Regions from separate parts of the Mus musculus genome. Here region 1 is linked to region 2. A link is a contact called in ENCODE Hi-C or POLR2A ChIA-PET data. All regions are on one chromosome and are shown on one strand. The core of a region is the stretch at or near the end of the contact, and the rest is flanking DNA. Distances in the headings are between cores, read along the strand shown. Region 1 overlaps Myo10 (myosin X). Region 2 overlaps Myo10 (myosin X).

Region 1 (4,362 bases), core at 1,486-3,985, 37 kb before region 2:
GGTACCACAAAGCTGCCTACAGATCAAGTCGGCTGAATGTACCAGAGAAACCAGTTATCTACAGTTGGCACTGTGATGTATTTTGCTGAAAGGAAACCCAGTTAAGTGGAAATCATTTATTGCAGACTTCTTGCCCACTCATCATTTCTCCCTCGCCTCTTGCAGCCATGCCAGTTCAACAGAGCAGTGATTCACTTTCTAAATCCTCACCCTGTGTGAGCTGCAGCTTGCGATCCATATTCTCAATGGACTACGGCACCCTCTTCCCCCAGATGCCCATACAGGGCTCAGATACCACATGGAGGAGGCTGACCTCTCCTGAGTACCTGTTTCCCCACCCCAGAGCCCACACTGACAAATGGCAGTCCAGCGATCTTGTAGAAATTCAGACTTTTAGAGACAACATGTTGTCTCAGGAACAAAAGGCACTTGCCACAAAGCCCAGTGATGGTTGTCCGATCCAGGACCACGGTAGCAACAGAGAACCAGCTCCCACAAGCAGTCCTCTGGTCTCCCCAAGTGCACCACGGCTTGATGGCCTGCATTTCTCTGACTCTCCATGACTCGACATGGAAAATGTCCCAATTTTCTAGCAGGTTTATTGGTTAACTCTCCTCCCAGACCTGATGCCTCCTTCCTCTAGCCAAAATCCAGTTATCATGCCACATTTTCCCAAAAACTCGTATGTATTCTCTGCCATCGTTTTTTCTTGTTTGTTTTTTTGTTTTTGTTTTTGGTGAGTTGAATGAAGTTCATTAATTTGCACCTTGGCCAGCTCTTGGCCACCTTGCCAATCAGCAGTGTGCAGCCTTTGTTCTAGTACCTTGAATGCCCTGCACTGGATAAATGCCTTGTGGTGGTCTGAATGAAAATGGCCCCCATAGGCTCATAGGGAGTGACGCTATTAGTAGCTGTGGCCTTGTTGGAGGAAGAGTGTCACTTGGGAGTAGGCATTGCTGTCTCAGAAGCTCAGGCCAGGCCCAGTGGCTCAGATTCTCCTCCAGCTGCTTGCAGATCCAGAAGTAGAACTCTCAGTTCCTTCTCCAGAACTCTGTCTGCCTGCATGCCACCATGTTTAACGCCATGATGATAAAGGACTAAGCCTCAGAACTGTAAGCCAGCCCCAGTTAAATGTCGTCCTTTGTAAGAGTTTGCCGTGGTCATGGTGTCTCTTCACAGCAATAGAAACCCTCAGACATGCATCAAGCTATTTTACTTATTGCATACACTCATCTGCTGCCCTGAGAGCCACTTTCCTCCTTGGCCAAATGTCCCCAGATGCTCTAATGCTCAAAGCTTGCCCAAGGACTGCTCTGCTGCCTCCTCCTCCTGCTGCTCACCCACTGGATCCTGCACACTCCCCATCTCCCTGAGTTCTAGTCAGTGGTTTGCTTATGCAGGCTTTCATCACACAGCTACTGTGAACAAGAGGAATTCTGCAACCCTGGAGCCCAGCACAGAGCCTGATATTCAGGCAGGGCAAACTTGATACAGACATAGTGGGAATATACATTGCAAATATCCTCCCCTACCCCACCAATATACCCATGCTCTCATTCCATTAAAGGGTCCTCTCTGCTCAGTACTTTCTGCATAAGAAAACCATTTGCCATGGTCTGATTACACCAAATGAAAACATGGTTAAACAAAAGAACATTAAATGTTAAACATTCACGTATTTTTAAAAGATGCCAACATCCCAAGAGCCAGAGCTCAGCAACTAGATTTAGAACTTTCAGCATCTCCACTTCCCCCTGAGTGAATTTATGTTTCAAATTCTCTTCCTGTTGAAAGGAATCTGAACCAAAAGGAGAGGCAGGGTGTGTGGGAAACATCACAAAAAAAAAAAAAAAAAAAAAAAAAAAAAAAAAAAAAAAAAAACAACACAGGACCTAATTGCCACCATAGTGTGCTGATGTGGAGACTGGCAGCTCACGGGCCCAGTTTGGTAAGTTTTAAGAAGACATAGAACCAGCCAGATGGTTACAATTACATCTTGGCAACACCAGTCTTGATTTCAAGTAATGGTTAAAAAAAAAAAGTCAGAACACAAGAGCCTCCTCACAAACCACACCACACTCAGCTGTTCCTGGTGTGTGGCCTGTGCCAAATCCAGGTTAAGCATCCAAGCCCTAGGCTCTCCTAACATTTGTGACAAGTAAAGATTTAAACAAACAAACAATCAAATAAACAAACAAAATGGCCTTGACAATAGATGGAAGCAAATCGAAAGGTTTACTTAGGAAGGAGGACTCAACTTGTGGAAATGAAATACAAATTTTGATGATGGTGTGCCCTAAATAGAAACCCCCACAACAGGATATTCCTACTTTTACGTGGCCCGTGTTTTTGCCAGAGGCAAACTCCACTAACATCTGCTGAAATCAACAGGCTGCTAACTGACTAGGACCTCTCTGCTAGTGCATCTTTCTTCCTCGAAGCAAAGTAACTGAGGAACAACAGTCTACCCTTTTACACAGAAATGCCACCTAACCAGGAAGGGCTAATTCTTGAAAGAGCTAAACACAAATGAGCTGTAGAGCTGGCGGGATGCATCTTTACACACGGCCTCTCTCTGAAACCCAGCTCCTTTGATTCTGCTCTCTGCTGCCGTTTGCTCAACAAGACCAACAAACTAACCAGAGATCTGGGCGGAACACAGAACTGCTTCCTCCGGGGCCCTCCTCAACGCCATAATTGCAGGCTCCCCGCGGCTCAAGTGATGTGGTCTGGAGTCATTCCTTAGTTGCCGGGAGAGTCGTCTCCTCCACAAAACTGACTCAGAACGGACACAGCCCAAGATGGAGGGAATGTGAGTCTCTTCCATCTGGCAGAAAGCGAAGCTGCCACACCACCAGGGCCAGCAGTCCCCACACTTGGACAGAGAGCTTTACGGCCAGAATAACGGGAACCTCAAAGGCTCCAGTCAACACTGGGCTAGACAATCTGAGATGACCCAGGCTCCAGGGTTGACTAGGAGAGGCCTCCTCAGATCCACAAATCCTTTCTGGTCTCCTTGAGGAGCTGCCAGGACTGTTGGGGTCATGCCATCCTGCCGCCATGCCTGACAAGCTGGGAATCCTTCCTCCGCCCATCTCTGCGGCTTCTTACCTACGGCCATATCCCCATCTCCGAGCTGCTCTAAAACCGTCCTCTCATCAAGGCTGAATCAGTCCAGCATTCTCAGCTAGCAGGCTGTATCCATGTCAACAGAGGTAATGTGGAATCTACACCATCGACTGCACGCTCTGACCAGCTCTCGGGGAGGGGAGGGTTCCCAATTTTGACACTTGTGACAAGTTGGGTCAAATAATACCTTGTGGTAGAGGCTGCCCTATGGGTGGGTGAGAAGCATTCAAGGTCCTCTACTGGTTAGATATCATTAACATCTCTCAAGTTAGCTATAATAATAAAATATGTCTTCAGATACAGCCAAGTGTCCCAGAGAAGAGTCATCCAGTTGAAAACAGATGCTTTAGGGTTTTCTAACCTTGGATACCTATCCTAGCTAATTTCTCAATATTTTCTGAAAACATCTGGTCCTACAACCAAGGTCAACTTTCTCCCAATTTAGTGAGGCCCTCGTGTTCAACAAGTTTTCTTCTTTGTGTGGTATGTTTATCACTTCTCCTCAGGAGGTGGGAAGGGAGGAAGGCAAGGAAGGGAGGCCCTCCTCAGATCCCCACCCCCACCAAAGGACCATCAGTGAAGACCAATACGCATATATCAAATCACGGAGGTCCAGAGAAGAAGCCAGGGGCCGCAGTGAGTAGCTACCGAGCAGGACAGGGAGGACAGGAAGGCAGACAAGGCGGAGCCTCCGGTGTAGAGGGACATGGGGTTCCCGGAAGGGGGTCCAGCATTCAGGTTGAAGATGGGGTTCCACAAGCAATGTCAGGAAGATCGGACAAGCATACAAGTGGCGGGACAGAGCCCTGTGGGCCTACAGACATGACCAGAAAAGAGTACTCACCTTCTCTTTTCCCAGGGCAAGCACTGGGCAGGGGTATGCCTACCGACAGGAAGGGTTAAAGGACCTATGTCATGGCTGGGGCCTTCAGAGATGGGGTACAAAGGAAGCTTGTTACTCTCGCCTCTCCCGTCCCTCAGTGACAGCTGACCTCAGAGGTTCAGTCTCTATGCCGTGCGTGCGGTAGTTAAGCCTGGGTTTTCCTTTCTGCTACACCTCAGACCGATCAGGGAGATACGCTAAACCTCTCCTGACGCCCCCAAATGTGGTGCCAACTCCCGGGCTGGAGTTTTCTAAATAAAAACTTGTTGGTGTGAGATGAAGAAGTCAGAGAAGAAAACGTTAACAGTTGAAGGTTCGGAAAGTGCTCACTTACTCCATTTCAAAGTGGC
Region 2 (4,383 bases), core at 771-3,270:
AGCCTGCATGTGCATGGCGGGGGCGGGGGGGGGGGGGGAACTAGTGGGGCACGGGTAGTCTCTGAGGGGCCATATCACTGAAGAGAACCGCTCCTCCCCCACCCACCATCTTTCAGTTGCCAGTAGCTTCTCAGATGGGAGTGGGGTTCATGGGCCCCTCATCTGTCCATGCTGGGATCTGGGCTATAAAACTATGTCTCCCAGAATCACTCCAAAAAAAAAAAAATGGCTGTGTGTGTACATGTGTCTATGTGTCATTGGATGTCAAACCCACAGCCCTTAACATGCTAATAAGCAAGCACTCCCCACCTCCACTAACTATTCTCTATCACTAGCGTCATTATTATTTTTTTAATGTGCCCAACAAGAGCAACGTAGCTTTAAAATGCACGGCACAAGGGGCTGCGGCTTACTACCAGGCCCAAAGTTTTGCTTCAGATGTTAAAAGTTTTAGACAGATGTAGTGAAGAGGGCTGCACCACGACGTGTGTGAGACGGCCACTAAGCGCGGTTAGAACGGGATGTTTCACGTAGCACATATAAACACATAAAGAAACACGCCAAAAAAAAAAAAAAACACACACACACACCAAAGACACAGAACAGAAGACAGGTCGAGTTCCAGTCCGAAAAGAAAAACCTCAACATGCATCCGTTCATTTTCCTCCCAGCTTACACTTGGACACTGTAATCATGGCACACCCTTCAGCCAGCCACCCACTAGAAAAGGTGCAAGGCAGGTTTGTAGCTGCTAGCGACAATGATATACAGGCAGGCTGTGCTACAGACCTACAGGCTGTACAGGGTCAGGGCTAAGCTTTGCCTCCCAGCTGGAATGCAAAACAAATGAAAATAAAGCAAAACAAACAAACAAACAAACCCACCCTTTTATTTTGGTGAATGTCACTGTAAGCTAGCCAAAAAAAAAAAAAATCTTATCTTTAAATCATACACAGATCAATAATCTAAAAGAGCAAGGAAAACAAGGAGCCATTTCGTGGTATTAGGCTGAATCACAAATCCACTGGTGTGCAAGTCCTTTTGACCCCTACACTGAGCAATTGCATTGCACATGGTTTAACCGAATCCACGGGGTGCTTCCATTGGAAGCCACAGCTTCAGTCCAAGGACCTCCAAGACCTGAAGGGTTACACAGAGCTAACCTGCAACTGACGCTCTGTTCTGTTCCTCTTGAGTAAGAAATAGGAAAGCCGTCCTTGATATAACTGAAAATGTTTCCCTCTCCATACAGGGTGGCGAGCATTTAAAAACAAGGGAGGAAGGGCCAGAAAATACATACGCAGGAAAGCAAACTAACTCCTGAGGAGACAGCTCGGGGCACAGCATCCTTGCTTTACCATCACCAAGACCTGAGTTCCACCCCCAGAACCAAGCAAAATCAGACAGATGTGGTGGGGGGTCCTTGTAAGCCGGAACTGGAGAGGCAAAGCCAGATCGAGCCATGGGGTCATTGTCCTGTCTGCCCACGCTACTTGGCAGTTACTGACCAACAAGCGTTCTCGGCCTCAAATGAAGTGTATGGCTTCTGACATACAACACTTGATGTTGTCTTCTGTCCTCCATGTGGAGTGTACAACACACACACACACACAATTTTAAAACTATACATAAGCCAGGGAACTCCAGCTGAGCTAGATGAGATCACTAGAAGCTTACTTCTCAATCTCAGCATTTGGGTTTTCCAGTCATGGCATCCTAATGATACAATTTACAATTTCACTTTGATAGCACAGATGTGGTTCATAAACTCCTTTTCCTCCAGCTTCTTAAGTCAGGCTATTTCCTGGCAAGCCTCCCCCCCCCCCCACACCCCACAATTCAATACCTAGCAGTTCTTGTCAGGCTACCTAGAAGTGGGGTGGGGGTTGGGTGGGGAGGACGATGACATACCAGCTGCCGCTCCCTACTTCCCATCCCAGCAATAAAAGAAGTCGGTCCATGACATCGCATCCTCTCGTGCTGCAGACTCTACCATGACAGCTGCCTTGCCAGACAGCCGCCCCAGCAAGTGAAGTCTAGAATGCAGTCTCCTGGCAGTCAACCGCACGGGCGTTCCTGAGCTTGAGAGATGATAGCTCAGCTTAAGTGTCAACGGCCTGCACAGTCCCTTCTGACTTCTGACCACTGAGTTCTAGTTGTCCAGTTCCCAGTGACTTGCAGGGCTAGCTTTGCTATAGGACAGAGTCTGGGCTGCTCCACTGTTCAGGTCCAGCATTCAACAGGCCTGGTGAGATCTCTCCGGGAGCCAGGAATGTGCTCAGACACTTATTTTGTGGAGCAGCAGGACTAAGTGGCCCAAAGCTACCCATGTTCACAAGATGTACAAAGGACATAAAACATTTGTAAACGAGAGGAAGTCAAGAGAATGTGTCAGGAGGGGCGGGCAACAAAGAAGTAGCTAGGGTGGAAGAGAGCAAAGACAAAAAAGAATCAAAACAACCTTAAATGGAAAGTCACTACACTAATTAGCTCATTCATATGTTTCGCAGAATTAGGTCCACGGCATTAACTACAACAGGTCAAACTAGAAGGTCAGACAAAATCAGGTTAGAGCTGGTTCAGTGGGAGGTGGGATTATTAGTAATTAGTGTGACTGGAAGAAGTCTTTGTCAGGGGATAGAGACAACTCCAAAGAACCTAATGGCTTTTACTGAAGGGTTATTAACGTGAGATAGCCTGTGAAAGCCAATCTAATTACACTTGTCAGAAAGAGACAGAAGAGATGGAAGAGGGCAGGGGCTTATAGGGTTTCTGCTGATTAGACTCCTAGCCAGTAAATATTAGGAGACCCAGAATAAAGAGAAAGCAGACAGAAAATCACCGCAACCCTCGCACAGAGCCATCGCTTTGATGAAGTTGACTGAAGTGAATCAAACCACCTCGCCTTAACATACAGTTAGGTAAGCTGATACACTGTAGGCTAGTTGAAAGCCATGAAATTACGCATTCTCTAAACAGAATATTTTCTCTAAACAGATAAAATATTTCCATCTCCTCAAGTGAAAAATCTAATTTAGAATGTACTTCTCAATTCCCTGGAGGGTGCCTGGTGACTGTCAGTACACCTGCGGGCTCTTGAAAAGACAAAGCTCAGTGAGTCTCAGTCTCTCTCTCTCTCTCTCTCTCTCTCTCTCTCTCTCTCTCTCTCTCTCTCTCTCTCGTCTTAGCTACGTCTGCACTCTGAAGAAACAGCAAAGCTTCCTGAAAACTCACAAACTGTCCAGAGATTACTGTCCAAGAAGTAAATTGGGGTGGTTTGAAAAGAAATGCCCCCCAGAGGCTCTGGTGTTCTGAACACTTGTTCCCAGTTGGTTACCAGTTTAGGGGAACCCTGGAACTTTTAGGAGGGCACAGGAGGAGCCATGTCACTGGGGTCAGGTGAACCTTGAGAGTTTATAGCTTCCCCTACGTGTACTTTGCTCCTTCAATTTTGGGCTTGTGGTTGGATGTGTGAGCATCTGGGCTGAGCGCTGCTTCGCCAGCCTCTGCCAGTTCTTGAGCTAAGCCTGAACCTGTTCTTTGAGTGGTCCTCACATTTCTCACAGCGGGAACCCTGCAATTCCTACCCAAATCACCAAGCTAATCATATGTGTTATATTCGGAGTGCCGGACTGGATAACGTAAACCATACACTCAGTGACCAAGGGAAGATGTGGAGGTCAGGATTCTGTGTTGCTTTTGAATTTAGGTTCATATTAGTCCACTCCAGCCCTTGCTAAGCCCACATTCTATAAATACTGTCAAGGGTGACCTGAACACCCAGCTCCACTCTCCACCACTGAGAGCCATCTAATCACCAGGGCCAGCAGTGTACTCCTGTGGCACAGACTGTGACCATAATGCACAGCAACAGCGGTCCTGTTGGGAGCCGCTGCCACGCAAGCAAAGCGCAACTAGAAACGAAACATCAAGGGCATTGTCCTGAGTGCAACAAGCTAGTCTCAGGGCAGCCGCGGTATGATGCCGCTCCTATAAAGTATTTGCCAAAATCACTGGCAAAAGAAGTAAAGCTACTTACCAGATAGCAGACATGGGAAGAAGGTGTGTGTGTGTGTGTGCGTGCGTGTGTGCGTCTCCTCTAAAGCAGCAATGCTGTGGGACAAAGAAGTTATGAAGATCGGCCTTGGAATGTGAGTCTATGTAACCACTGAAGTACACAAAGGTCAGTGGGTAAGCTGCAAAGGCTAAAATCACGTGCTTTGCTTTGCTTTGTGTGCACATGTGTGTCTGTCTGTGTGCACACCATGTATGTGGGGTGCTCAAGAGGCCAGAAGAGGGCACTGGATTCCCCGGAGTTGGAGTTACAGGTGGTGGTAAGCCACCTTCCATGGCTCCTGGCATGCAAATTCTGGTCTTCCTTAG

Evidence for each region. Hi-C counts contacts between places; a loop is a spot of excess contacts on that map. ChIA-PET counts read pairs that join two places held with the same protein, here RNA polymerase II (POLR2A).
Region 1: a loop to region 2 is called in a map of gastrocnemius, with 2.1 times the contacts of the local background. The contact joins two enhancer-like sites. A Hi-C loop is called at or near these places in 2 of 37 maps with a recorded cell type or tissue (both gastrocnemius). POLR2A ChIA-PET finds 5 or more read pairs at or near these places in 1 of 5 experiments (embryonic stem cell).

The regions. Positions count from the first base shown.
Region 1 is chr15:25,705,741-25,710,102 of GRCm38, reverse strand. The region is part of intron 3 of Myo10 (myosin X); the gene reads right to left. Among named protein-coding and RNA genes, the nearest start is that of Myo10, 85 kb to the right of the region's middle. Within about 2 kb of position 2,735, at least 1 of the 3 ENCODE cell types and tissues checked has a DNase peak (open chromatin) inside an H3K27ac peak, as active enhancers do; it is gastrocnemius, where a contact is called at or near this core.
Region 2 is chr15:25,667,700-25,672,082 of GRCm38, reverse strand. The region is part of intron 2 of Myo10 (myosin X); the gene reads right to left. Among named protein-coding and RNA genes, the nearest start is that of Myo10, 47 kb to the right of the region's middle. Within about 2 kb of position 2,020, at least 1 of the 3 ENCODE cell types and tissues checked has a DNase peak (open chromatin) inside an H3K27ac peak, as active enhancers do; it is gastrocnemius, where a contact is called at or near this core.